Regions from separate parts of the Mus musculus genome. Here region 2 is linked to region 1. A link is a loop called in an ENCODE intact Hi-C map of the cell type or tissue named here. Cell type or tissue: gastrocnemius. All regions are shown on one strand. Links, peaks and the distances in the headings refer to the core of each region. The heading gives the core; the rest is flanking DNA.

Region 1 (8,324 bases), core at 223-8,222:
GGGAGCAGAGAATGAGGACCCAGGCCTCCTTCCCAAGTCTGAGGCTGACTGCCCTAGGGGGTTCCCATGGACTAAGGAGAGCCCATAATTACCTGGATCACGGGGTGGCGCTGGGAATGCACAGAGGCAGAAGCCACTGTGGTTCCCAGGACCGAGACCGGCCCTGGTGCTGTAGGGAGGGGCTCTCACAGAGGTATCCCGAAGGACAGCCTGAGAAGGACTGTCATAGACAGAGAGAATGAGGAAAGACATGCTGGTCAGGGACACCACTCGGGCCTCTGCATGAAAGAGCAGACAGCTGACATTTGGTGAAGGCCTCCCAGGTATCTGGCCTCCGCCCAGGTGCTGCGGGTACATTCTCATTCATTCCATACCACCCAAGGTGGAGGAGAACTCGGCTCACAGAAGCTCGGGTGACAGCTGTGATGCAGCTGGATGCGAACTCTGGTGGCAAGGGCTCTGACCCTGCACTGTATCCCCCCCGTGACCCAGCCACTAGAGTCTGACTCAGGCTGGGACGGTAAATCCAAATCCTCCAATGATGTGGAAGACGGTATGAAAGGAAATGTAAAAATACCCCAGAATAACAACAAATTTGTTGGACATGTCTGGTTAAATAAAATGTATTGGTCTACTAAAGTGCTTGATACATGAAGGCCTGAGTTTTAACCTTAGAACCCATGGGGTCTGGTCGGGGAGGGTGATTGGAGAATAACGGGTTTTGCTATCAAAACTAACGACTTGAGTCCAATTCCCAGAACTCACCGTGGAAGGAGAAACCCAATTCCTGTTAGTTGTCCTCTGACCTCTACACCCACCCACAGGCAAACTAAAGTAAATAGTTTTAAAACTCAACAGCATGCTATTGTGCTCACAAGAGCACTTGTAATCAGCACTGGGGAGAAGAGACAGGTGTCTCCAGAGCACTCACTAGCCAGTCACTCTAACCCAATCAGCAAGCTCCAGGCCAATGAGAGACCCTGACTCAGAGTGGGGCGCTGCTGGGGAACCACACCTGAGACTGATTTCCCGACTCCATACCCACCCACCCACATACATACATATGTGCACCGGCAGGAACCCGTGCTCACACGTGCCCACATACACATAAAATATATTAATTGCACCTGCTCTCTTTCTGTCTGAAAACCGGCATTCGTATGTAGCTTGCATTGTGCTCCTCTGGACAGAACTGGCTATGCTATGAGCAAACAGAACTGTACAGGAGGGATATAAAGCAAAGCAGAAACTCCCCCATGCTTTGATGAGGTTGCTGGGGCCAGACTGTGAGGTTCTTAGGGGTCAGGTGGGCACAAACATCAAAAGTGCCCCACACAGCAGAGTGTCTACATGCCCGCCTCTTTCCCAGCAGGACCAGCAGACAACAGGTGGACTCGGGTCCTGGCACAAGACCCTGAAAGCCATGGTAGTCACCATAGAGATTGTAAATATTCCTAAAAACTGAACTCAGGGGCAGGGGGAGGGAAGGCCATCATAAAGAAAGGGAGGCAGGCTTATCCGGAGAGGAAATGATGTCTGTGGGGTGGGGGTGGAGTGGGGGTAGTGCACAAGCTTACAACCCTGGGCAGGACACTGAAAGATACACAGCTCAGGCAGTGTACGTCCAGAGCCTTCCAGGCCTCCCTCCCCAACTGCATTGCCCCCTGCCCCAATCAGTTTACCAGAAATCTGCTATCTAATTCTCCCGCTCTGACCCAAGTATTGGCAAAGGTAGATAAGAACCCACTCCTTGATCCTACCTTCCCCTCTCTGCCCCCCTGGCCATGGGTTCCTCTAGGAACCTCAGAAGAAGTGGCCTGAGGCCATAATAAAAAACGACCAGGACAGAACTAAAAGCCACAACAATACTTCCAAAGAGAGAGAAGAGACTCAGGCCAGGCTGGGAGTGAGGTGGGGGTAAAGGGGAAGTCTAACACCTGCTTTGCTGATCACCTCACTGGGCAATCTTGGATAGGGCTAACCAAGGGCCTGACTTCCCCCAGCTGGAAAGAGCCTGGTTTGCAAAGTGAGGGCCTCCAATGTTCTCTGGCTTGTCCTCACAGGGTGGGCACCTAACACCCTGAGCCCTAGGCAGCACATCACATGCGTATGCGTGGTAGGTTGGCACACTTGAGGGTACACCATGCTCTTGCTTACTAGAGCAAGGGAACAGTCTCTTGGGACAGCCTGACCCAAAAATTGATGCCACTGGCACCTACTTCATGTTTACCCCCAGGAAGGGACAGAGAGCAGGTGGGTGGGTGTACATGCAAGGTGGGAGAGGGGCAGAGTTCTTTCCTTCCACTTGACACAAAACTATCCAAGATAGGAAAAGACTAAGGCCCCCAAAAGAACACCCAAGTACCCAGGTGGCATGTGGTTGTGTGGTTTATGTCAGGGCTCTCTTTTCCCAATCATCCCTGAGTTTTCTTTAGTGAGGCACAAAATATCCAAATCATCTCTCTTCCCCTTTCCTCTCCCCTCTTTCATATTAGGTTGTGGGATAGAATGTTGGGTCCCCCCCACCACACACACACACAACTGCACTCCTCCACCGGGAGCCCCGGAGACCAGCCTAACCAGTGTTTCTTTTCAAAGCTACATTATCCTCAGGCAGGGCCAGCTCTAGGACAGGTCCCTACGTCTTGACCCCTGTGAAGACAGGGAGAGACGCCAGCAGAATAGAATCCCAGAGTCACATCCACACTAAGAGGCCCAGGGATCAATCAATTCACAAACGGAAACAGACCTAAACACAAGCTGAAACTGGCCCAAGGTCACACACACATTAAGCACATTCAGGATAGAAACCCAGTTGTATCCATTTCAGTCTCAAACCTGGGGTTGAGTCGCAGAGATGCTCAAGGAGCATGAGGCTGCCTCTCTTTAGACCAACCCCCCCAGCCCCCGCCCCCAGGCCTATGCCCTGCTCCAGGCTCCAAGCGCCATGGAGCAGAAGGAGGCGTCTCCAGGCCTCAAGCCAGGGCCAGCTGCAAACCGCATCCTGGGTCCCCAGGCGGCACGGACCCGCCCCGCCCCTCCCTCGGCTCCCCGCAGGCCCGAGCCTTTGTCAGCCACGCGCTTACAAGCTCACACACACATATCCGCGCTGCCACGCGCGCGCACACTCCGGCTGCCTGGCGCACACCCGCAAGAGGCGCACACACTGGCCGCACGCATGCAGGGGGGTGGCTGAGACCGAGGAAAGAAGGAACAGACGGGCCGTGCAAGCACAGACGGCCTGGACTAAGGGAAAAGGAGGAGAGGCCGGGGAACCTGCGGCTGTGGAGGAAGGGGGCGCACAGGCGATAAGGCAAGAGAGACGCAGAGGAGACTCTGGGAGGACAACGGATGAGCCGTCAAGGGCTTGGCGAAGGCTCACAAGCTGCTCCAGGGGTGGAAACTCCACCAATCCCTAACACGGGGAGCGTGGGGTGCTTTGGATTGGACCCATGGAACGCCAAAGCATCGCTTGAACAGAGGGTCCTTAGGGACTCTCCAGAGGGCTTGGATCTAGGGAGCTGGCAACCAAAAGCTCCCTAGGGCATCTGGGATGGAAGGGCCCTGGTCCTCGGGCTAGATGGGGCATTTGCTCACCTGCCACAGTGTACCTGTCCAGGTAGTTGAGCACGTTGCCTAAACTCAGGATGGCAGCAGCTGCCCCCCGCCCTCGGCCTAAGCTGGCCGGTTTGGGCTGCGGCGCGCTGGGGCCCTTGGCAGCTGCTGCGCAGCCAGGGGTGCTGGGGATGCTGGGGAGTCCGGACGGGACCCGCCTCACGCTGCCGGACAACGTCTGCACCTCTTCGTCGGCGGACACGACTCCAGCGCCCCCAACACCCCGCGCCCCGCAGCAAGCGCTACCTCCAGCCCCTGGCTGCGCCCCCCGGCGCCGGCGCCGCCGCTCGGCGTCCGCCTCCTCCTCCTCCGCGCCGCCCGCCGCCGCCGAGGCGCATTCCAGGCACATCATGCCGGCCCGGGCCGGGGCGGCGGGGGGCGCGGGGGGCTCGGGGGACGCGAGGCCCAGCCCGGGCCCGCTCAGTGCGTGCGCGCGCCGCGGAGCCGCCGCTGCACCATCCCGGCCCGGCCCGTCCGCTTCTGCGCTCGGGCTCCAGCCCTGGCTGCGCCGCTGCTACTGTTCAGTCAGTGAGACGCGCGGCCCCGGCGGCTCTGACAGCTGCGGCCGGCCCCGCCCACCAAGCTCGTGTGCCCAATCACCTCCGGGCTCAAGCCACAGCCCCGCCCCGCACGTGCTGCCCCGGGGGGTGCGGGGGCGCCTGGCCGCACAGCCCCACCCGCCTGACGGGGGCGCAAGTCACGCAGTAGCGCTGCGGCCACGGAACCCTCGGGGATCAGGAAGCGATTGCGGGGAGCTGCAGCACCGATTAGGATTTAGGTGAGGGAAGAAGGGTACCCCAGACCCTACTCAACTTCCACCCTGCCCCTGCGATGGGAGAGGACCCCTGGCTGAGGCCGAGGAAGGCCCATGGCTTAAGCTACGCATTAAAAAAAAAAAGTCTCAGATGGTCAAAACTGGGGAACCTGTTGTAGAGCTGACTCCAACAGTTACTCACCTTAATTCAGTCTGTTTAGGCAGCGCTGCCTAAGAAACATGATTGGTGGACCCAGGACACAGACCTCATGAAGGTCCATTGCTCTCCTCTATAGAGAAGCACCTCCATGCTATGACCTGGGCTCACTCTGACCATATCTCTACCCCCCATAGAGTGGAGCTTGTGAGAACCAGGGCTCGGATTAGAGCCCAAAAGAACCAGGAGGGCCTCCTCAATGCCAGGCAGGGTGTCCTACACCTGTAACCCCAGCGTTTGGGAGGCTGAGTCAGGAGAGATCCAATCTCAGACAAACGAGAAGGAGAGGGGATGGAGCAGAAAAAGCCTTTGAGGGGGGTACCATCTCCCCAAAACCCTTAGTGAAAGTTGGAAAGCTGGATCCTAGCCTATATCTGCTCTTGCGTGTGGCTTAACATTGGACGAAACCTCTATCTTTCTGGGTCTTTGTTTCTATTGGGGGAATATAGTCCAGGTAGTTGAGCACGTTGGGGGGGGGGGGGTTGTCAGTTCTGGAGAATGGCTAGGTAGCTTCTGTGTAAAGAACAGTCTTCTCTTGTAAGTCCATCATTTGGGAGGCAGAGGCAGGTGAAACTCCGAGGTTCCAGGCCAGCGAGTCCAGGCCAACACGTCTCTAAATAAATAAATATGTAAAAGGAAAGAAAGAAGTTAAAACCCAGTATAGCATGTTCTCCCTAGTATGTGCCAAACCCTTGGTTCAAATGAGAGAGTCAGGGGAGACTTAATTCAGCCCCTCAGATATCCAGTGGTTTCTGTCTGTTTCACAGACAGACTTCAGGTCACCAAGGTGACCCGTCATAAACAGACAACTAGTCAATGGTCTGGTTGGTACGAAGCCAGGGCCCTGAAATCATCTTGCTAGTGCAGGCTGCTCCAGAGCCCACGTCCACAACAGGAACATCTTGTGAAGGTGTCAACCACAGTGAGTCATGGCATAGCCAACGGATGACAAAGCATAAGGCACTCAAGCACACACACACACACATACACACACACACACACACACACACACACACACACACACACACACACACGAACACACACACACACTCCACTGTCTTAGTGAGCAGAGTTAATCCCCAAGCTGGTGTTTCTTGGCGCCTTCAAGGTGTCTTTTAAATTCTGTGAACTGACTAAAAATATGCTTCGGCGTGTTGAGTATGAATGACTGTGACGGAAGGTTAGGAAAACAGATTTCATTCTGAAAGTTGCCTGCTGCCTCTTTCCAGCTGGCTGGATTCTGGCCTGTAAAGTCAGTCGGGGGGCGGGGGTGGGGGGGGTTTCAATGCGTGGCCAGGGATAACAGGTGATTAGCAGACAAGCACAGACCCAGAAGCTCCATGGGGCCAGATCTGTGTGGCTGTGCCAAGCGAGAGGACCATGTCTGCTGTGGATGCTGCCCAGCTGTGTATCTGTGAAGGAGGCTCTGCACGATGGCTTTGCACTCTACCCAGGCTGCGTCTCAATTTCCCACCCCTGAACTCTCACCCTTTCACAACCCTGGCCTGCAAGGCCAGTTTTGGTTTTGATCCACTGCCCTTCATCTCCACCCCTGGTTGAATTCTAGAGTAGGAAAAGAGGGCAGTCTTTTGAGTCCTTCATATGTGGGGCCACCAAGCAAGCCATCCATTCCTATTATGAGACTTCTAACTTAAAGGCAGTTTCTGGAGTTGATCCTGTGTAAGATAAAGGGCCCCAACCCATGGGCAGGGCGATAGAAACAATAAGCTCTTTCTGGCTGTGTGGCTGCGCACAGATGAGGGCTTTGTGAGAACTCCTGGCAGCATCCTAAGACCATAGGATGGGCCTCTGGGTATTGTTTGTTTTGGAGAGGGGTTGAGGTAGAGTCCTGGCTGTCCTGGAACTCACTGTGTAAACCAGGCTGACCTCGAAACTCATAGAGGTCTGCCTGTTTCTTCCTCCCAAGTGCTGGGATTAAAGGTATGAGCCACTATGTCCTTCAGACCTGTGTGCTATTATTTCTGTCTCTGTGGCAAGGATACTGAGAGACTCTGGAGAAAGAAGCAGTCTGCCCTCCTAAGCTCCTAAGCTCTCTTATGGCTACCTCCTAAGTCAGTACCTTCCTGGTTAGCCATCATTCTACCCACATCTTCTTCAGAACTCTTTTCTTCTGGACAGGATGAGAATCTGAACTCAGCAGTGGCTCCAGGACCTTCTGATATTCATTCATCTGCTCCACACTGTAACTGCCACACAAGAGCTAGCACATACCTATAATCCAGAACCAGAGAAACTGAGGCTGGAGGATTGCAAGTTCCAGGCCAGTGTGACCCACACAGTGTGACCTTTTCTTAACAACAAATTCCAAAACAAGTTAGGTCAGAACATTAGGTGCTATTACTCCAAGGATAACTATATTTGGGAAACGGTAGGGTAAACAGAGATATTTCCTTATTGAGAGACGTCTCAGATCCTTTGCTATGACTGTGCTGGCTAAATTTATGTCAACTTAACACAACCTACAGACGTTTTGGAATAAAGAACCTCAACTAAGTAACTGCCTCCACTAAATCGGTATGTGGGCAAGCCTGGGGTGCATTTTCTTGATTAATGATTTATGTAGGAGTGCCCAGCCCACCATGGTGGTGTCATCCCTGGGTAGGTGGCCCTGGGTGCAATAAGAAAGCAGGCTGATCAAACCACAAAGGACATAAAGTAAGAAGTGTTTCTCCATGGACTCCGCTTCAGTTCCTGACTTCAGGTTTCTGCCTTGAGTTTCCACCCTGACTTCTGTCAATAATGGACTGTGGTGTGTAAGTGTAAGTAAAATAAATCCTTTCTCCCCCAAGTCGTCTTTGGTCACGATGTTTTGTCACAGTAATGGAAACTAGCCTGGATAATGAGTGTGTGCATTGCAAGTCTCTCAGAAGCAGGGAGAAGCTACCATATGCCCACAGACAGTTTGTAAGACTATGATGGCTCTACGGCTCTACAGACCATTCTGTGAGAACATACAATGAGCTCCATCAAGGCTGGTGATCTAGAGATCTGTTCCTCTCACCTCTGGCATCTCCACATGGTAGCATCTCCCTGGCTTAGGCTGTGGTAGCTTCTCTTATCACTTGCACGCCCTTTGGGCATCCTTCACTTACACATGGGGTCTCAGTGATCGCACATCTGTTTGTGATACCCTGACCACCGCTCTAGATGGTGCTCACCATCAAGTCACCCAATGTCCCAATTATTCTCCCAACAGTCCCCCGACACCTTAAGCTATCCTCAGTGGAACTCTGCATTCTCCCCTCTGATCTGCTTCCCATTGAGGCAGCATTTATCTTCTGACCCACAGTGACAGCAAAGAGAAATCCTTGACTGTCACTGTCTTACTTGCCCCCTTATTTAGATAGAGCCCGTCCAGTCTCGCTTTCAGTGGTTCCCACTGCCCACTGATATATCTCAGACCCTTCAGATGCCTCACTTGGAATGCCTGCCCATATCCGCCTCCAGGATTTTCTCCCACAGTGATTGTTAGTAATTTTCCAAGCCCTATCTGTGGTCCTATCCCTGCCTGGCACAAAACCTCTTCATAGATCTTTTCATAGCTTCACAACTCTTTCTAACCCATGTGTTTCTGGCCTCAGAGCCTCCTACATATCTCTGGCACATTATCTCATGGTAAGGGATCTGAGACACCGCTCCAAGGACATGGAAATCCTTGAATTGACATATACTTTCTGGAGCCTGGGCAAGTGCAAAAATTGGTTCATTTATTTGTAG
Region 2 (8,324 bases), core at 232-8,231, 49 kb before region 1:
TTGGGCTCTGTGGCCCCTCCAGCCAGCAGACACTCCCATCGCCCTGGTGTGTACCACCACAGCGCCATTATCAGCCCGGCAGGTCAGTGTTTGGGAAGGGGCTAGGGGTCAGTGGTTCAGGGCACCTCCCCATCACACACAGACCTTTCCTTACTGCAGCCACATGTTCCCAACTGGGCCAAGAGTTGCTTGTCGCTGGGGGCAATGTCGTGGATGCTGGAGTTGGAGCAGCTTTGTGTCTGGCGGTGGTACATCCTCATGCAACAGGCTTAGGTCAGTGTAATCTGTGGGCCCTGAACCTCAGAGCTTCTAACCTGGGGCCTAGTTAGTGACCTGGAACTCATTAGGGCAGTCAGTGGCCATTACCTCAAGACTAGCTAGTGAGCAGGACATGGGATCTGAGCACCAGGCCTAGTCTTGAGTAACCTTTGACCCTGGTCAGCAACTCCTGATTTCAGGCTTAGTCAGTGACCTCTATTGCAAGCAAGACAGTGATTCTCTACCTGGGACCACTGGAGGATCTTGACCCCAATTCTGGCCAGTGCCTCTGATCCCCATGTGACCTCTGTCTCCCAACAGGTGCCACATTCTGGGGTCTCTTCTACAATAGCTCTTCAGGAAACTCAACTGCCCTGACAGCAGGCCCAACCCAACTCCTGGCCCCCGGCCTGGGGCTGCCCACGGGTCTGCCTGCTCTGCATTTGCTTCATGCCCACTTCGGCCGCCTGCCCTGGCCACACCTGCTGACCAAGCCTGCCATGCTGGCTGAAAAGGGCTTTGAGGTAGATGCACCCCTGGCAAACGCACTAGCCATCCAGGGCACAAAGGGGCTCTGTCCATTGTTCTGCCATACCAATGGAACCCCACTGGGCCTTGGGGCTCGGGCCACCAACCCCAACCTGGCAGCTGTATTACGCAGCGCAGCCCTGGCCTCCAGCCCAGATCTCGCTGGGAAGGCCTTGCTGAACCCGCTGGTCAGAGACCTGGGGTTAGAGTTACCTTCTGCTCAGCCCGTGCCTTCCTTAGAGCCTGCGCTGCAGCTTCTTCTGCCTCGGGGGGTCCTGTTCACGACTCCTGGCCCCTCAGCAGGTCCAGAACTTGTGGAACTGCTGGAGTCTACTCTTCACTCCAGGACACCCAGCTCTGCTCCCTGCCCACCATTCCTGCAAACTGCTGAAACCCCAGTGAGCAGTGCCCTGGCCACCGTGGACAGCAACGGCTCCATGCTCCTCCTCATCTCCTCAATCAACAGTTCCTTTGGTTCTGGACATCTATCCCCAAGTACTGGTGTTCTGCTCAGCAACCTGGAAGCCAGCCCTGCACCTAGTGCCTGGGCCTGTCCACTCATCCTTCGTGACAACCTGGATGACACAGAAGCCGATATGTTGGGGATGGTGGCTTCAGGGATCTCCAGAGGGGCCAAAGCCATGACTTGCACCTTGCTCAATCATCTGGCAACACCCCAAATCCCACAGCAGCCCCAGCATCAAAGACCCACAGAGAGCCCTGGCATATGTGGCCAAGGGGCCCTACTGCAGGCGGTAGTCCATGCAGAACACGCCCATGTCTCCAGTGTCCCCAGTGGCTGCTGCCCCTTTCAGGGGTATTAACAGAGGGGCAGAGGTGTCTGGAACTTGAGAGCCAGACAGAGAAGGTCTAGCAGCAATGAATGTATGAAGAGAATGTATCTGTGAGGTGTTTGCTGCTCCATCACATGAAGCCTCCATCCTAATCTGTTACCTGGCTCTGGCTCTGGCATCCAGGGCTGGTCCAACCACATTTCCTGGTACCCACACTGATGGAATTTCTGACTTTTCTATCAAATAAAGACCAGAAGATGATGAAAAAGAGTCTGAGTGCCACTCACCTTTGGGAAAGCCCAGTGGAAGGTCACCAGCCCTTACTGAGTCTTTGGGCAGGGTGGGCAGCTCCATCTTCCACTGGACCATTCCCTGCTGATCTTTATCAATTGGACTGGAAGCTAATAAAGTTCAAATCTTCCGGGGACAGAGTGACATCTGTGCTCTTTGGCTAACTTTCCTGTTAACCTTTGCAACACAGGTGATGAACGCCAGACACAGGGGGAGGAGCCTGGGTCTGTCTCTTTCGGCTTCCCCTGCTCCAGCCACCTTCTGCTTTCTGGGGTTCCATCTGCACAAGGTAAATCTCTTAGTTTCACGTGTAGAACAGATGGCAGAGCAGAGAAGGGTTGGGAAAATGAGTAGGAGGTTCCCCTGGGTACAGAAGGGCTGGAACTGGGTTGTTCCTGATCTCTGAGATCTCTTGAATACAACCCTTTAGAAATAGTTCCTCAGGCCAAGAGCAAGGACACCCAGTAGCACTTCCCCTACCTGACAAAGAGAAAGGAAATTCTTATTTAAGGGTTTGAGGGTTTAATTTTTTTTTTTAATTAAAATGATACTTTTAGACGGGCAGTGGTGGTACAAGCCTTTAATCCCAGCACTTGGGAGGCAGAGGCAGGTGGATTTCTGAGTTCGAGGCCAGCCTGGTCTACAGAGTGAGTTCCAGGACAGCCAGAGTTACACAGAGAAACCCTGTCTCAAAAAAAAAAAAAAGATGCTTTTATCTTCTGTGTGTGTGTGAACTGCATATATGCACATGTCCCACATGCTTCTTCTGTCTGAGGTCAGAGGAGGGCTTTGGCTCCCCTGTAACTGGGGTTACAGATGTGAGCTGCTATATGGGTGCTGGGAACTGAACCTTGATCCTCTGCAATAGTAGTAAGTGATTTTTTGTTTGTTTGGTTTTGTTTTTTTTCCAGACACGGTTTCTCGGTATAGCCCTGGCTGTCCTGGAACTCACTCTGTAGACCAGGCTGGCCTCAAACTCAGAAATCTGCCTGCCTCTGCCTCCCGAGTGCTGGGATTAAAGGCGTGCACCACCGCGCCCGGTTTAGTAAGTGCTTTTCACTAACACGCCATATCCCTTGTCTCTATAATTTTGTTTTTTAAGGCAGAGTCTCCCTGTGTAATCCAGTCTGGCCCAGGCACTGGGATTACAGGATCACCAACACAGTCAGCTAATTGTTTTGTTTTGTTGGCTTGGGGATCAAATTTAGAGCACTGATGTGCTTGGCTGGTGTTCTATTTCCATACCATATCCCCAAACCCAAGCTAGCAGAGCTCTTAATTGTACCATCTCCACTTCTCTCTCAGACAAAACATTGCTAGGCGCAATGATTCCACCATCTATTCAACGATTTTAGCTTTTAGCCTGGTGTCCTTTCTAGCAAATCATCTCCTTTGGCCCAGGTCATCGCCTACGTTGACATTTGCCATAGGTTAGCCAAGGCCTTACTCCAGCATAATTCACTGCCTCGGTACTCACAGCCACGGGCTGTGGCTGCTCTCAGCTAACAGTTGACCTTTTAAAACTGTAAATCAGATGTAAATCCTCCCTGCACTCTCTGAAGAAATTCTGAACCCTTGAGCCTGGCCCTGGGTTCTATATAACCTTGCTCCTGGCACCTGAGTCCTCCTCCTCACCTTACTGACCTCATTCCCGTAAGAGATGAGTGGCCTCTGTAGAAGAAATGTCCTTGGCCTGCTCTTAGATTTTTGCCCTGGGGACAATAGAGCCCATCTTGTCCCTCAGCTGTCAGCTCACATGTCAGTCTTGTCATGGTCTCTTAAATAGAATCTTAGAATCTATAGAATTTTCCCTTTAATTTTTTTTTTGGTTTTGTTTTTGTGTGTGTGTGTGGTTTTGGGTTTTTTGGTTTTTTTTGTTTTGTTTTGTTTTGGTTTGGTTTGGTTTTTCGAGACAGGGTTTCTCTGTGTAGCCCTGGCTGCCCTGGAACTCACTTTGTAGACCAGGCTGGCCTTGAACTCAGAAATCCACCTGCCTCTGCCTCCCAAGTGCTGGGATCAAAGGTGTGCACCACCATGCCCGGCTTCCCTTTAATTTTTTTTTTTTAAGAAAATGTTGTTTATTTTATTTTATTTTTTTTTTTGTTTTTTGTTTTTTTTTTTTTTTTGGTTTTTCGAGACAGGGTTTCTCTGTATAGTCTTGGCTGTCCTGGAACTCACTTTGTAGACCAGGCTGGCCTCAAACTCAGAAATCCGCCTGTCTCTGCCTCCCAAGTGCTGGGATTAAAGGCGTGTGCCACCACCTCCCGGCTGTTTATTTTTATGAATACACTGTATCTGTCTTCAGACACACCAGAAGAGTGGATTGGATCCCATTACAGATGGTTGTGAGCCACCATGTGGTTGCTGGGAACTGAACTCAGGACCTCTGGAAGAGTAGTCAGAGCTCTTAACCGATGAGCCATCTCTCCAGCCCCTCCCTTTAATTTTTAACAGGCGATGTTTTCACGTTTTTTAACATTTAAAAGGCTCCCTCTGCTCCCTACATTCCTTATTTTCCTCATAACTATCATTTAAAATGTATTTGTCTACTCGTTCATCAACCATCTCTTCCCACTAGAAAGGAAGTCCACAGAAGCCGCGGCTTTGTTCGGATGCACACAATAAAAGCGGAATAATAGCGGATGTCTCGGACTAGATCGCGAGCAGACCCGGGTCTGGGAAGAGATCATACTACGGCTTTTTCGTGGATTTGTTTGCACCTCCGGTCGTCAGGAACTCCTCCAGGTTAAAGGAAGAGATCGAAGCATCAGTTTCTGAGCACACGCGCGTGTGAGAACACTCTGCTCCACCCACAGCCACAAGGGAAAGGCAAGGCCGTACGGAAGCCACTTCCAACCTGCTAGGCCCCGCCCTCACTCGGACGTCCCAGTGCGCAGGCGCCGAGACCTGACCTGGAAGTGACTGTCTTCTGAGCCCACGTGTTTGGCTCAGCATGGCGGAGATGAAGAGCCCCACGAAAGCTGAGCCTGCGACTCCCGCAGAAGCGGCGCAAAGCGACCGCCACAGCCTGCTGGAGCACAGCCGCGAGTTCTTGGACTTCTTCTGGGACATTGCGAAACCGGATCAGGAAACGCGGCTCCGGGCCACGGAGAAGTTGTTGGAGTACTTGCGCACAAGGCCCAATGTATGATGGAGGGGCCCAGGCCCATCGTGGCTCTGGATGCAAGGGGGAGGGGTGGGCCCTTCAGATCACTGTTGAACACGAGGGATGTTCTTGGTTCCGTAGGATTCGGAGATGAAATATGCCCTGAAGCGCCTAATCACTGGGCTTGGGGTGGGCCGAGAAGCCGCTAGGCCCTGCTACAGCCTGGCGCTGGCACAGGTGAGACTGTGTGTCTGGCAAGGGCACGATCTCGCTGGGCAAAGGTGGCGTCTAAGGGTAGGGGGCACCGAAGCTGCGGGGTAAGAAGAAATCCGAGATGCTTCAGAGGGGATACAGGCATCCTTACTTGGGTGGGAGGAAGTGCCAAAACATGGCCTATGTACAGCAAAGTCCAGGCAGGTGGAAGAGTTGAACACGTTTTCTTTCTGATACACGTTTATCAGCTACAGAGTATTAGCTACAGTTACTGGAAGTAGTGAACTTTGAGGTTGATTTCTGCAAGGTTGGGGAGCCGCCTCCAGGTTAGGAAGGCAACTGATGACAGACCACGTAGAAATTTGTACAGCAAAAAGCAATGAAGACTAACCAGCCTCAAGGCAACTCAGAACAGGATCTTTGGATGGGATGGGTTTTCCCAAGAGGTACAGAAGCAGCCTAGGCCTTCTGAAGCCTTGATGGAGGTGGGGCTTAGCCATGTAAGATGTGGTCCCTTGAAAGCAGTAGCGCTTGTGAGGGATGGGAGGAGCACGGAGATTATATTGGGGAAAGCTGAAGGAGGGAAATGGACTTGGTCTGGTTTGTTGTCCCTGGGCCACTCCTGAGCTCTTTCTGGTCTTGCCTGGTAGCTGTTGCAGTCTTTTGAAGACATCCCATTGTGTGACATCCTGGATCAGATACAAGAAAAATACAGCCTACAAGCCATGAACAAGGTGCGTGAGATTCCCAGACAGACAACCTGCTCCTGAACAGCTATGGGGAGGGACCCTCTTCACCTGTGTTTTCAATCTTTTTCTAGGCAATGATGAGACCTAGTCTCTTTGCAAACCTTTTTGGAGTGCTAGCCCTCTTTCAGTCAGGCCGCCTAGTGAAGGTAAGAGCTTTTGGCACGGGGCGCAGGGACTGGTTTAGGGCTGGAGGGGAACAGATGGTAACAGACCCTGCTCTTCACCTTTTGCTCTCTGTGGATACCAGGACAAAGAGGCCCTGATGAAGTCCGTGCAATTGCTGAAGATCCTGTCCCAACACCCCAACCACTTACAGGGACAGCCAATAAAGGCTCTGGTGGACATCCTCTCTGAGGTAGAGAATCACAAGTCATGCCGTCTGATTTGGGAAACGTTGAAAAGATTTGGGTAGGAACATGATGAGGACAGATGGTTTGACCATGCAACTGGTATGAGGAGGTTGTTTGTTTGTTTGTTATTCCTCTCTCACCAACTATCTTAAATCTGCCTTGTCTTTCAGGGTCTCAGCACATGTCCACTCAGTTAGGCAGTTCAGATACTCCATAACCCTCTCTGGTGGCCTTTGTGTGGCTAGTGTGGGTCTGGAACAGTGCTTGTCAATGCCTGAGTATGTAGAAGGCAATCTGAGTACATTTGCCATAGTTGGTTTGGTCAAGCCTGGGTCTGTTTGTATCTAGAGTCATTTGCCACTGTCTTGTCCCTGATTTGTCCTTTTGGCACAAATGGAGACAGACCAGAATTTAAGTTGCAGCTCCCCACATAGGGCTCTGTGTATATGACACCGGCTAGCCCTCTTACAAAACAAAAAGAGGTATAGTTTTGAATATAGACCCCAGGCCAGTTAGTCATCAATACAGTGCTGGGGTCTGCTGCTTGGCAAGTTGACTGACTAGTGGTGTATCCGAAGCCCATGGGTAGAACAAGACCCACCCTTTCCACCTGTGCCCCCACTCCAGGTCCCAGAGTCCATGTTCCAGGAGATCCTGCCAAAGGTCCTCAAGGGTAACATGAAAGTGATCCTCCGCTCTCCCAAGTACTTGGAGCTCTTCCTCCTGGCTAAGCAGAGGGTGCCGACAAAGCTCGAGTCACTCATGGGCTCGGTTGACCTGTTCTCAGAAGACAATATTCCCAGGTTTGAGGAGATTGTGAGTGGGTTCTCACGGGGGTGTCCTGCACTGTAGTCCTCCGGGTAACGTTTACTGAATCTCCTCTGCCTTCTAGTCTGGTGAACATCCTGAAGGTGGCCGCCAACTCTGTCAAGAAGGAGCACAAGCTGCCTAATGTGGCTCTGGACCTGCTCCGCCTGGCGCTCAAGGAGAGCAGATTCGAACTGTTCTGGAAGAAGGTTTTGGAGGAGGGGCTGCTGAAGAATCCGTCCTGGACATCCAGGTGTGTGTGACACTGGTCTTCCCTCTCCTCCAGCCTGGGTGGGACCTGATCAAGTACAGGGCCTCTGACCAGGCTCTGCCCCAACTCTCCTTAGCTACATGTGCTTCCGCCTACTGGGTGCGTCTCTGCCGCTTCTGTCAGAGGAGCAGTTGCAGTTGGTGATGCGAGGAGACTTGATCCGCCATTTTGGGGAGAACATGGTTATTTCTAAGGTAGGTGTCGTCTTCCCATGTGGTTCAGTGCTGCCTGCAGGGCCAGGGCAGGGGTTCTTCCTCTGAAGATCTGGTAGGGGAGGACTTGGCCAGTAATCAGGCCCTTTTGTCCTGGGGCCCACTTACCAGCAGGCCCAGCCAGCCATCTATTTGGAACACTGCTGGGGGGGTCACATTGAGGGGAGTGGTTATTGACCCCAGTGTGTTCTGCATTTTGTGCCTAGCACCTGTAAGACAGTGATGGGGGTGGGGGGCTATACAGAAAGCACTTGGGTTTTGAGCCACAGGATGGCACGGGTAGGTACTGGTCTATCACGACTTGAGCTTAGGTTCCCTTCATGCCAGTCAATCTTGTCCGCAATCTTTGAGGGAGAATTGGAACCTTCTTGTGCTGGGGATGAACTAAGGAATCAAGGATAGACCTTGATGGAGTTGTGGCAAAGTTAGGTTCAGCCCTGCTGTGTGACTGGAGTGGCGAAGTCCTGGGTTTAGTCTCTATAGACAAAGGTGGTTGCCTGCCTCTTCACTCTGATAACCCAAACTCATGCTCATCTCTTGCAGCCCCAAAACCTATTTAAGATCATCCCAGAGATAAGTACATACGTGGGTACCTTCCTAGAGGGGTGCCAGGATGACCCTAAGCGGCAGTTGACTATGATGGTGGCCTTTACAACCATCACCAATCAAGGTCTCCCTGTCATGCCTACCTTCTGGCGTGTCACGCGGTTTTTGAATGCTGAAGCCCTGCAGAGCTATGTGGCCT

What was found. Peaks named below come from ENCODE experiments on the same cell type or tissue, not always from the same donor. Only the 100,000 strongest peaks of a DNase experiment are listed, where the experiment ranks them.
Region 2: a loop joins it to region 1, with 2.2 times the contacts of the local background. A loop is called at or near these places in 11 of 42 quality-filtered maps.

Annotation. Positions count from the first base shown.
Region 1 is chr11:72,485,829-72,494,152 of GRCm38, forward strand. It overlaps Spns2 (spinster homolog 2), which reads right to left and starts at 4,092. Exons shown (of 13, transcript NM_153060.3): 1 at 3,598-4,092. The coding sequence starts at 3,967. In gastrocnemius, for the core only: a CTCF peak has its summit at 4,294; DNase peaks (open chromatin) are centred at 305, 1,399, 2,649, 3,111 and 5 more places; H3K4me3 peaks cover 4,061 bases; H3K27ac peaks cover 4,219 bases.
Region 2 is chr11:72,436,560-72,444,883 of GRCm38, forward strand. It overlaps Ggt6 (gamma-glutamyltransferase 6), which reads left to right. Exons shown (of 4, transcript NM_027819.2): 2 at 1-82; 3 at 160-273; 4 at 580-1,848. The coding sequence ends at 1,610. It overlaps Mybbp1a (MYB binding protein (P160) 1a), which reads left to right and starts at 4,768. Exons shown (of 26, transcript NM_016776.3): 1 at 4,768-5,016; 2 at 5,119-5,214; 3 at 5,841-5,924; 4 at 6,011-6,085; 5 at 6,187-6,294; 6 at 6,917-7,092; 7 at 7,182-7,349; 8 at 7,444-7,561; 9 at 8,123-8,324. The coding sequence starts at 4,825. In gastrocnemius, for the core only: no CTCF peak of the experiment used is centred there; DNase peaks (open chromatin) are centred at 855 and 4,756; H3K4me3 peaks cover 2,382 bases; H3K27ac peaks cover 3,214 bases.